Linked DNA regions of Homo sapiens: region 1 is linked to region 2. The links are chromatin contacts, found by Hi-C or POLR2A ChIA-PET in ENCODE. All regions are on one chromosome and are shown on one strand. Each heading gives the region's core, a stretch centred on a gene start or an enhancer-like site at or near the end of the contact. The rest is flanking DNA. Distances are from core to core; before and after follow the strand shown.

The links. Hi-C counts contacts between places; a loop is a spot of excess contacts on that map. ChIA-PET counts read pairs that join two places held with the same protein, here RNA polymerase II (POLR2A). Pooled maps may share reads with other maps.
Region 1: a map with no recorded cell type shows a loop between it and region 2 (2.4-fold over the local background). The contact joins two enhancer-like sites. A Hi-C loop is called at or near these places in 1 of 37 single-sample maps with no recorded cell type and 2 of 50 pooled maps. POLR2A ChIA-PET finds 5 or more read pairs at or near these places in 1 of 52 experiments (activated T-cell).

What each region holds. Positions count from the first base shown.
Region 1 is chr1:234,059,130-234,065,277 of GRCh38, forward strand. The region is part of intron 2 of SLC35F3 (solute carrier family 35 member F3); the gene reads left to right. Among named protein-coding and RNA genes, the nearest start is that of SLC35F3, 160 kb to the left of the region's middle. Within about 2 kb of position 3,167, at least 3 of the 41 ENCODE cell types and tissues checked have a DNase peak (open chromatin) inside an H3K27ac peak, as active enhancers do.
Region 2 is chr1:233,594,638-233,601,094 of GRCh38, forward strand. No RefSeq gene overlaps it. Among named protein-coding and RNA genes, the nearest start is that of KCNK1, 16 kb to the right of the region's middle. Within about 2 kb of position 5,208, at least 2 of the 41 ENCODE cell types and tissues checked have a DNase peak (open chromatin) inside an H3K27ac peak, as active enhancers do.

The sequences.
Region 1 (6,148 bases), core at 1,917-4,416, 460 kb after region 2:
CGTTTCATCCATTTTTCTCTATTGTTTTTCTATTCTCTATATCGGTAAGTTCCACTGTAATCTTAATTTCTTCCTCCTTATTTTTTAGGTTTGGTTCTTTTCTCGGTGTCTTATGGTAGAAGATTAGGTTTCTGATTTGATATGTGTCTTCTTTCTTAATACAGGCATTTATAACTATAAACTTTCCTCCAAGCACTGTTTTAGCTGCACTCCACATATTTTTTTTTCATTTTTTTGTAAGTGTGTCTTCATTTTCATTCATCTCAAAGTATTTTCTAATTTCTCTTTGGTTTCTTCTTTAATCCCTTGGTTATTTAAGACTATTTTATTTACTTTACACATATTTATGAGTTTCCCAAAATTGTTTTTGTTATTGATTCCTAAATTCAGATCCTGTATTAGTCAGGGTTCTCTTAGAGGGACAGAACTAACAGGAGATAGAGGTAGAGATAGAGCTAGAGCTAGAGCTAGAGACATAGACATAGACTAGACATAGACATAGACATAGACATAGACATAGACATAGACATAGACATAGACATAGACATAGACAGACATAGACATAGACAAGCTTACTTATCAACTTACATGATCACAAGATCCCACAATAGGCTATCTGCAAGCTGAGGAGCAAGGACAGCCAGTCCGAGTCCCAAAATTGAAAAACTTGGGGCCTGATGTTTGAGGGCAGGGAGCATCCAGCACGGGAGAAAGATGTAGGCTGGGAGGCTAGGCCCATCTCACCACTTCATGTTTTTCTGTCTGCTTTATGTTTGCTGATTAGATGGTGCCCACTGAATTAAGGGTGGGTCTGCCTTCCCCAGCCCACTGACTCAAATGTTAATCTCCTTTGGCAACACCCTTACAGATACACCCAAGATCAATATTGCATCCTTCAATCTAATCAAGTTGACAGTATTAACCGTCACAGATCCCAGTGAAATGAAATTAAGAATCAATAACAAAACATACTTAATGTTATTTCAGTACTTTAAACTTTAGTGAGGTTTATTTTATGGCCTAGCTTGTGGTCTGTCCTGGAGATGTTTTGTGTGCACTTGAGAACAAAGCATGTTCTCCTACTGTTGTGTAGAGTATCCTATAGATGTCTGTTAGGTCTAGCTGATTTTTAGATTTTTACTGAAGTCTTCTACTTCTTTGTTGATCTTTTTCCTCATTGCTTGTCTACTATTGGAAATGAGGTATTGAAGTTTCTAACTATTATTGTTGAATTTTCTATTTCTTCTGTCATTTCTATCAGATTTGTGCTAACTTAATTGCAGTGAGCGATAGGAATGTTACTCCTATTTATGTATTTATTTATTTATTTATTTTGAGACAGGGTCTCACTCTGTCACCCAGGTTGAAGTGCAGTAGCACAATCTCAGCTCACTGCAACTTCCACCTCCCAGGCTCAAGTGATCTTCCCATCTCAGCCTCCCGAATAGCTGGAACCACAGACACATGCCACCATGCCTGGCTAATTTTTTATGTTTATTTTTGGTAGAGACCGGGTTTTACCATGTTGCCCAGTCTGGTCTTGAATTTTTGAGCTCAGGCAATCCACCTGCCTTGGCCTCCCAAAGTGCTAGGATTACAGGCATGAGCTACTGTGCCCCACCCTACTCCTATTTATTTTTAATCACTTCCCCACCTTTAATCATTTCTGTTTCTCTCCATTTCTTCCTGTGTATTTGAGTTACAATCTGAAGTAATCTCTTTATCCCAACATAGCTTTGCTCCTACTCATTTCATCTTGTGCTGTTACTGGCAATATATTCTATTTCTATGTCTTATAGGGCACAGCATACATTATACACAGACTTTTTAATATAATTGCTTTTTACATTACTTACGAGAATAAGGGAAAAGAAATATGCATCTATACTGTCCTTTATAATTACATAATTACTTTTAATGGCTTTTTGTGTGCATGTATTTTTGTGTAAACTCAAATTACTCTCTAGACTTACTTGCTTTCAGCCTGAAGAATTTATTTTAGTACTTCTCGTAAGTCTTGTCTTCTAGCAACAAATTCTCAGTTTTTGTTTATCTCAAGGCGTCTTTTCTTTTCTTTTTTGTCATGATTTTTTTAATGATACCTTAACTAGTTGTAGGATTCTCTGTTGACAGGTTTTTTTAAATATGTTATCACACTGCCCTTTGGCTACTGTTGTTTCTATTGAGAAGTCAGCTGTTAATCTTATTGAGATTCTCTTTTAAATGATAAGCCAGTTTTCTCTTTCTGCTTTCAAAACTTTCTCTGTCTTAAGATTTTAGAATTTTACTGTCACGTGTCTGTGACTCTCTTTTTGGTTGTTCTACTTGACGTTTGTTGAGTTTTCTGCATGTGTAGATCACTGTTTTTTACAAAATTTGGAAAATTTTTAAGCCATTATTTCTCCAAATATTTTTTTCTGCTCTTTTCTCTCTTCTTTTGGTTTGCCCATTATGTATATATTGGTAATTGGTGTGCTTAGTGTCACAACTTTTCTGAGTCTCTGCTAATTTTTTTTATTCTTTTGTTTCTCTGTTCTTCAGGTTACATAATCTTTGTCAATCTATCCCCAAGTCTGCTAATTTTTCTTCTGCCAGTTTAAATCCACTGTTGAGTCCCTCTACTAAATTTTTCTTTTAGTTGTTATACTTTTCAACTCCAGAATTTACGTTTGGCTTTTTAAAAAAATAATATTTGTCTCTTTAGTGGTACTCTATTAGGTGCAACATTGTCATCATATCTTTATCTTTTAAAACATGGTTTCTTTTCGTTTTTTTGAAAATATTTATAACAGTTACTTGAAACTTTGCCTTTTAAATATGACATCTGGTCACTCTCACAGTCAGTTTCTGTTGTCTATTTTTTGGAGGTATGGGTCACAATTTCCTGTTTCTTATATGTCTCACAATATTTTTTGTTGGATACTAGACAAAAATGTTACCTAAAACCCCACTGTAGAGAACATACTGTTGTAACTCTGAGTACTTCTCCCCATCCCTAGGACTTGGAATTGCTCTTTGCTTACTGACAACTTTTGTTACTGTCTGGATCATTTAGTGAGGTTTATTTTCCTCTTGTTCTTTCTCGTTATAGCTCCATTGCCTGAAGTTTCTGATGTTATTCTTTGGTGGTAAGGCCTTGGGTATACCCTGAGTCACCCTAGGATGACAGTGGTGTTGGCAAAGCTATCTTTGACTTTTTCTTTCCCTGGTCACACCTAGTTATTAAACTCCACTACGCACAAACTGGTTATGTCCTGGGGGCATAAATTGTTCTACAGACTATTCAATCTATTGTGGCTCTTTTGAATAGTTTTCAGGTCAATGTTTGAGATTCATGTGGAACCCCGGAGGGCTCCTCCCAGCTGTCTCCTTCCTTGGACCTCTCTGACAAACTAGTAAGCCTAAAGTTGTCTTTTACCACAATATCAGCTGGTTTTGATTGTGCCCTTAGGCCTGAACTTTTCCTGGCTCTGTTGCAAATGAAGTCAATTTCTTTAGGAAATAATTAAGAGATTTCTGTTTTCTGTTCTTTTCTTTCATCCATGAGCAAAATCTTTTTTTTTTTTTTGAGACGGAGCCTTGCTCTGTCGCCCAGGCTGGAGTACAGTGGCGCAATCTCCTTTCCCTGCAAGCTCTGCCCCCTGGGTTCATGCCATTCTCCTGCCTCAGTCTCCCTGAGTAGCTGGGACTACAGGTGCCCACCACGCCTGGCTAATTTTTTTTTTTTTTTTTTGTATTTTTAGTAGAGACGTGGTTTCACCGTGTTCACCGGGATGGTCTCGAACTCCTGACCTTGTGATCCGCCCGCCTCGGCCTCCCAAAGTGCTGGGATTACAGGTGTGAGCCACCATGCCCGGCCTAGCAAAATCTCTTAATCAAGGTTCTGTGTGTGGAGAAAATGACATGCTTCTCTCTGAGTTTAACCCCCACTTCAGGATCTGAGCAAGAGCAAGCACCATCAGGGTCCTAGGATTCCTATTAGTGTCCTGCCCAAAGTAGAGCCTCCGTCCTGTTCCCGGACCAAATTGAGGGTTGGGCTGCTCTTTCTCATGGCCCAGTGAGGAGTTACAGATGAACTGGGGAGGAAGAGAGCTTTTATTTCTGCAACCAGTTACAGAAGGCCTGGAAATTATCACCAGACCAACTCAAAATTACAAAAATTTCCAGAGCTTATATACCTTCTAAGCTATATGTCTATGTGTAAGTGTGAATGCATCTAAAGACATAAGTGATTAACTTCTTTTAATCTATAACTAAGGTCTGAGTCCTGAAGACCTTCCTCTGGAGCCTCAGTAAATTTACTTAATCTAAATGGGTACAGGTGCTGGGGTGATTACCCCTATCTTGTCTCCTGCTAAACTACAGAGGTTTGGGGAGTTCCTTCAGACCTCCAATAAGCTTGTTTATGGAGGCCTGGGGAGTTTCTTCAGATCCCCCCAATAAAACTTGTTTAATCCTAAATGGGTCCTGTTAACAATTCCTTTGTTATTTTGTCATGTTTTAAGGCCTAGGAAAGACCTAGGCAAAACTCTTGGTGGGCTTTTGTCATATTTCAGCCTTGGTATAAGGGCACTGGCTTTTGTTTAGCTTTTAATATTTAACTTAACCACTCAGTCAATACTGAAACAGTTGTTATGGAGGCCTGAATTACTGAGACCCAGCCTGCCACAATCCCAGCATGGAGGACTAGGCAGAAAAAGGGAGCATCCACTTTTTGGCATTCACCTAGAACTTGGCCTCATCAACAGGTAGCTAGGAACGATCTGAGACCTGCCAATGGCCGCTTCTTCTGTGAAGATAGTCCTACATGTGGGATCTGAGGGTCCAGATAGTCCTGTATTGTTAACTGCACCTGGAATGAAATCTCCATCTCACTGAACTGTTTGTTTTTATAATTTCACCATTTTCACTGGGAAGCATGTCTGTGGAGCCCCTCCTGGTGTCATGCTGGAAGTAGATATCTAAACATTTGGATTTTTTGGTGGGGGGGACTGTTTCCTTTGTCTGTTTTATACTTTTGCTTTCATAGCCCTAGATCCCCTCCATTGCCTTGTGATCCTTGATCACATCTGAGAAAGGACTGTGTGTTTCCCTTGAATTTATTTTTCTGTTTTCCAGCTATGTGTCTTGCGTGTGATCCTTTTGACTGGGAAATGGGCTGCTAGGCTTTTGATCTCCAAATGTTAGAATAAGAAGGACTTTATTCTATGGTTAATTTAATATTTAAGAGACCAAAATATATCTTATTATAATTTTCATTTATTTATCAGGGTTATAGAAAATTCCTCTAAAACCTTTTACCATTCTTTTTAGGATTCAGTGGAGTCACCAGAATTCCACTCCAACTCTGTAAGCAAGATGTTTTCCTAGATGTTTTCCTCCAGCAGGTTTCGGCTGTCACATAACACAACTGGAGATGCTACCCCCAGGGTCCTGTGGCTCACCCTGACACAATCACATGCAATCTCTTTCTTTATAGTTGTTGTGCTGTGGCTAATTGTGCTCATTTTATGTAATTAATTCCGCAGGATTTTAATGTGTGCTATTAAATCAAGTTAAAACATGATAATTGTTTGATTTAACTGCCTTAGAACACTGCGTTCAAATAGATCCCAGGGTAGACCAGAGGTAGTTCAGGCATCATAGTACCTAGGGCCATAAATTGTTACTAAAGTTTCTTATCCTCTAACAGCAACCCAGGAAAGTAAGGAACTCTAGTGCATTTACACCTGTCTGTATAGGAAGCAGATATTGAAAGCCGGCCAGAATAGGATATTCTGAAGGGTCATGATCAAAGTACTGAAGACTATTTTCTTTTATAAGAGGTAAAAAGAAGACAGCGAAAAATAGTGCCAGTTGCCTTAAGTAACCTGGTTATAACAAAACATGGAGCATGACTATGATAAGAGAAAGAACAGTTGGTGTGCATCTGGGAAGTTTTTACTGTATGCTTACAGTGCTCATGGTTCTAAGTGTGGAAAGGGAGACTGTGAAAAGTGATGTGAGATCTACTGATCAAACACTTTTTTTTTTTTTGAGACAAAGTCTCGCTCTGTCTCCAGACTGGAGTGCAGTAGCACAATCTCGGCTTACTGCAACTTCGGCCTCCTGGGTTCAAGGGATTCTCCTGCCTCAGCCTCCTGAGTAG
Region 2 (6,457 bases), core at 3,958-6,457:
ATAAATACATATGCATATACATTATGTATATATACATAAATACATATGCATATACATTATGTATATATACATAAATACATATGCATATATTATATACATAAATTATATTATATACATAATACATATACATATATTATGTGTATATATACATAAATACATATACATATATTATGTGTATATATACATGATACATATACATATATTATGTATATATATACATAAATACATACATATATTATGTGTATATATACATAAATACCTATACATATATATTATGTGTGTGTATATATATACACACACATATAGAGGGAGAAAGAGAGAGATTTTAAGGGATTGGCTTTCAAGATTGTAGAGGTTGGCAAGTACAAAAATCTGCAGGGTAGACCAGCAGGCTGGAGACCCAAGGAAGGGTTGATGCAGCTCAAGTCCAATGGTAGAATTATTTCTTCTTCAGCGGACCTCAATCTTTTATTCTAAAGGCCTTTAACTGATCTTTAACTGATTGAATGAGGTCTACCACATTATGGAGGGTATCTGCTTTACTCAAAGTCTACTGCTTTAAATCTTAACCTCATCTCAAAATACCTTCACAACAACATCTAGACTAGTGTTTGACCAAATATCTGGGTAAGATACTGTGGCCTAGCCAAGTGGATCCATACAATTAAAGATCACAGCAAGTAATGAAGAGACTCTCCTCTTTTCCTTTGAAAGCATTATGATTTTAGCTTTTATATTTAGGCATATCATCTACCTCAAATCTATTTTTGTATATGGTGAGAGATAGAGGTTGAGTTTCTTTTTTTTTTTTGAAATAGAGTCTTGCTCTGTCGCCCAGGCTGGAGTGCAGTGGCGTGATCTCACCAGTCTCCTGCCTCAGCCTCCCGAGTAGCTGGGACGACAGGTGCCTGCCACCATGCCCAGCTAATTTTTTTGTATTTTTAGTAGAGCGGGGTTTCACCGTGTTAGCCAGGAGGGTATTGATCTGCTGACCTCGTGATCCACCCACCTCAGCCTCCCAAAGTATTGGGATTACAGGCGTGAGCCACCGCACCCGGACTGAGCTTCATTTTTAAAAATATGGATATTGGCCGGGCGCTGCGGCTCACACCTGTAATCCCAGCACTTTGGGAGGCCGTGGTGGGGGGATCACGAGGTCAGGAGTTTGAGACCAGCCTGGCCAACATGTTGAAACCTCGCCTCTACTAAAAATACAAAAAATTAGTCAGGCATGGTGGCACGCACCTGTAATCCCAGCTACTCAGGAGGCTGAGTCAGGAGAGTCGCTTGAACCTGGGAGGGGAGGCGGAGGTTGCAGTGAGCTGAGATCATGCCTCTGCACTCCAGCCTGGGTGATAGAGCAAGACTCTGCCTCAAAAAAAAAAAAAAAAGGATATCTAGATATTTCAGTACCATTTGTTTAGTAGTACTTTATTTTTCCATTGGATTGCTTTGGCTCCTTTGTCAAAAAGCTAATAACTGTATACACTTATATACAATCTTTAATGTAGCTGAAATATATTTGTGCTCCTTAATCAGTTCTGTATTCATGTGTCTTCTGTTTTATTTTGCATTTTCAAAATTTATTTATTTCAAAGACAAGGTCTTGCTTTGTTTCCCAGGCTGGTCTTGAACTCCTGGCCTCAAGTGAACCTCCCTCCTAAGCCTCCCAAAGTGCTGGGGTGACAGGTGCAACCCACATGCCTGGCTTCTCTTGTGTTTTAGAAGCTTTCTATAATGAACTTTTGTGGGGAGGGTGGAATGCAGGCTAAAACTTGGAAACTGAGCAGATATTAGTAAGCTTCTTATTTATGACTGTATCTTTAATGAAAATTTGTATAGGATTCAAAGAAATATTTAATCAATTTGAAATGGACAGCAAGAGGACAACAATAAAAAACAGACTGAATTTAGTAAATTGCCTGGCTGAATTTCAACTCAGTTTGGTAGTGACCTAGCTGTCATTTCTTTCTTTTTCACTGTTTATATTTCTATCAGATTTCCACAACAGGACGTTTACACATAATAACCATGGGTTGTCTAAATCCAGTTCCTATATAACATTTATTTAAAAATTTCTGTGGACTTGACAAATTCAGACAGGAGTTTATAGATAATAGTGATATGACTATTATTGCAGAATGAATTAAAATCATGTTTAGGACAAATGCACTTTAATGCAATAGATTGTGGTTGGTTGGCATTAAATATTTAGTAGAAGAATTCTGCTTAATATTAGTGTAATTAAAGGACACTGATGTAGGTAGGTATGCATATATATACATATCTAAGTTATATAAAGGACTTTATTAACGCTTAATACAGGATATTTGTACATACATAAATATGCTATTATCTTATATGAAAAACTACAAATCCTATTGGTTGTATTTCTGTTTATTGTTAATGTTTCTAAAACATTTGGAGAAAATGATATTACTCTTATAATGCATTCTTTGTAAGCTTCTCATGACAGAGATGTTGTAATCTCTGTCAGTTGGTTGATTATAAAGCACAACCCATGTAAATATCTGTACTAGATGAGTTTGTTGATCATGGGCTGATGAGATTTTGACTTCAGGTCTCCTGTCTTCCTTTCCTCATATCATCATTTAAATTCTTTAAAAGAAAATCGTCAATCGATTGTCAAAAGTGGAATGCCAAAATCTGCTGGAAATCTTGAATGTACACTATTCTGGGGTGAAGAATGGAGATATATATATATACAGATAGAAAGATATAAAACCACTGTTAGGAACACTATAACACGCATTGAGGTGATGCATATTGGCCAAATAATCATGCTTTCATGTGAATTATCTCTGTTAACTTTATAGAAAAATACAGATGTGAGGACGATTGTTATTGTCACTTCAGCTGTGAAAAAAATGACAAATCATACTGACAATTTAGACTAATGTTCAAGGTAGGTGGTTAGTAAAATGGGAAGGTGATTCCCTGCTTCTGATGAAGAAGCCCAATTATCTGGGCAAAGATACTTGCAACTGTAATCTTGCAAGTGAAAATTTTACACGTATAAACTCAGCATCAAAGTTTCCATGGTGATATTTCATCAGTCTCCTGATGCATAACACATGTTTAATCATTTTTTTTTGTTATGTGAATCAGCTAACCACAGTATATATTTATAGCATTTCAGATTATGTAAAGAAATCCCTCAAGCTGGGTATGATATGATGCTGGGGTGGTGGTGGTGGGAGGAGAAGAGTATTTTATTCTTGTTCCCCTTAACTCTATAAAAAGTAACTAAAGGAGAGGACAGAGTTTGCATTGTTTATTTAACACTTAAATGACTATGGCTGATGAATAAATATAAAGCAATAATGTGTTAGTTGATTATAGCTGGATTTAAGAATTTCTTGGGCAGGTTTTTAGGTCTCTTAATTGTTTTCTCCCTTCTCTCTGGATGACAGGTTTCCTCTAGGAAATGAGCTGTGGAGTGTGATCTAGATGTGGAGAGGAATGTCAGCCAAAGGATCAAGAGTCCAGGTGCAGGCTGGGCACGTTGGCTCACACCTGTAATCCCAGCACTTTGGAAGGCCGAGGCAGGCATATCACCTGAGGTCAGGAGTTCGAGACCAGCCTGGCCAACATGGTGAAACCCCCGTCTCTACTAAAAATACAAAAGTTAGCCGGGCATGGTGATGCACCTGTAATACTAGCTCCTGAGGAGGCTTAGGCAGGAGAATTGCTTGAACCTAGGAGGCTGAGGTTGCAGTGAGCCTAGATCATGCCATTGCACTCCAGCCTGGGAGACAAGAGAGAAACTCCATCTCAAAAAAAAAAAAGAGTCCAGGTGCAGATCTTTGATGTGTGTTTGTATGAGCCTTACAGATTACCTATCTTGAAAAAAGAATAAAAAATTGAGAAGGAGAACTGAAGATATTTTTCAGGTAGCATAGAGGAGTGAGTATCAAAGAATGAGCTTTAACTGTCTTATATTTTAGATAAACATTACTTTGAACCATGTAATTGCAGGTAGACCATCATCCTACCTACAAAAACAACAATATCATGAGTCAGGTGAATACTGTAAAATACAAAATACTTACTAAAAAGCCCAATAAAGATTTGGGGTCATTACAAGTTGATCACAATGTATATGCTGCATCCCTAATTGACATCTGTTTTGCTTTAAGGGATGAACACTTTGGGTATTTTTACTTCTTATAATTCTGGCCAAGTATGTTTAGATAAGATTGAAAACAACCATGAAAACCTTCCTTCTTCCCAGATCTCCAAACATGTTAAGTGCCAAGTTCATTCTAAGAGTTGCTCATTCAGGAAGTTTCTGACTTTTTAAAATCTGGATTGAAAAGGCAGTTACTCTCTCAGAATGATAAAAATCTTAGAAGCACTGGCTGAGGCCCATCAACTCCTATTTTTCAGAGACAACTGTCACCTTAAACAGATTTTAAACGTACTCATTGTTTCCAGCGCAGCCACCACACTTTATCATTCTCGTGATTGATTATCTGTCGCTGTCATCTGCATTCATGTGGTTTTCAGAAAAGAACAAATATATTTCTCAGTGATTTAAAAGTCCTTGAGAGATGACAAAGTAATAGTAACAGGAAGCTATTATTACTAAACTCTTAGGTTTCATTTTTAAATATATCACACAACGGCATCATAATCGTTTTGCATGTTTCAGAGTAACTCTGTCAGTATGTGCTGTGACTTTGCAGTTCAAAGGACAGGCCCTTCGTGACAACCAAAGAGCATTGAACTAAAGATGCCCTTGAAAAACGATTTCCCAAAGTCTGAGTTTACTCATCTGTGGAAATTGAATAATGCTGCCTGGCCTGCTTAGTTATTGTAATGAAATTACAATAATGAATTTGTCTAATGAATTATTTCATGGAAATGATCTACAAACTTTAAAGCATGAAATAAAAGTGAAGTCATTTAAGAAAAAAGGCAAAGAGAAAAGTGAAAGTATTTAAAAGAAAAATAAGTGCTCTGAAATTAAGTGACTGGGACATCTAGAATGAAAATTTCTAGTGTGCAGCCTGCATTAAGGGAATAGTAACAAAGACCAGCCAAGGTTGGTGTTTGGTTTACGGTGACATTATTCCTGAAGTTGAAAATGACCCTGTTCTTGCATCCAGTGGGGCCTGGGGGAAGACTAGGTGAGGGGGTAGAGGACACCGGATGGGTTAGCAGAAGACACTGCCTGCTAGCCAGGTGGACCGTGGCCAGGGCCACTCAACCTTGAGCCTCAGCTGCACTTCATTCAAGCTACCACAGTTGACTTTGAAACCTCGAGACCAGTTCATTCTGTGCGGCAGCATTTCTCTGTCTTGCTCACCTTGCAAAATGTAAACTCTCCATGTATCCTTCCTCTCCTCTGCTCCCACCTGCAGTTTCTTCTGGGCTTCCTGTAACTAGAGTTCCCATGGCTCCTCTCCTATGAAAAGTTTTCCATGTACCCTCTGGGACCCTTTAGTCAAATCCATTTCACCTACTTCTGCACCTACGCCTACACAGAATACCTTCTACCTCTTTGCCTTCCTGAAGCTCGGTTGTCCTGGAATAGTCCTGGCATCCCTTGGAGGAGGATGCTAATTTGACTACCCCTCAGGGCTGCAGATGGGATTCGCATCCTTCTAAAGTCCCTGAATCAATTTTCAAACAATTGCCCTTCCTTTCTTCAGTAAAAGGACCCTCAATTGGCCAGGCACTTCTGACCGCAGTATTTCTTCTTTCAGCCACTGTCTCTATCATCCACTAACCTCCCACTCATTCTTGAGACCCTGAAGATTTCTGCTCTTGCCATGTTGGCTTCCTCTCTCCCGGTCCAGGCTTCGTCATGCATCTTCAACGTGGATAAACAGAACACTAGACTTGCAGCCCCTCTAGTGACTTTCTTCCCTCCACTTTGGCAATAGCTAACTGCTAGAGATGGCCATAACCCAGGACTCACCCCTCTCTTCTGAACTAAGTCTTCTCCCCTACGACTACAGCTTCCTCTCTTTTCATCTTTCATTCCCATCTGCCAACTATAACCAGTCTCCCACCACATGGAATCCAGCAGCTGTGTAATTCTTCCATTTCCTTCTGATTTATTAGCTCTTCACTGCCTTTATTTCCTTCTCTATGCAGTGTAGACACTGTGGTCCATTATTTTAACTAATCTCCTTTTAAAGAGGCCTTTCAATTCACTAGTTCCTTTACTCTTCCCCTCACCTAGCAAATCTCTATCTTCATGTCACTCAAAGAACTGACATCTGCTGCAGAAAATGGCAAAACTGGGCTGAGCACGGTGGCTCACGCCTGTAATCCCAGCACTTTGGGAGGCTGAGGCAGGCAGATCACGAGGTCATGAGTTTGAGACCAGCCTGGCCAATATGGTGAAACCTCGTATCTACTAAAAAAAAATACAAAAATTAGCCAGGCGTGGTGGTGGGTGCCTGTAGTCCCAGCTACTTGGGAA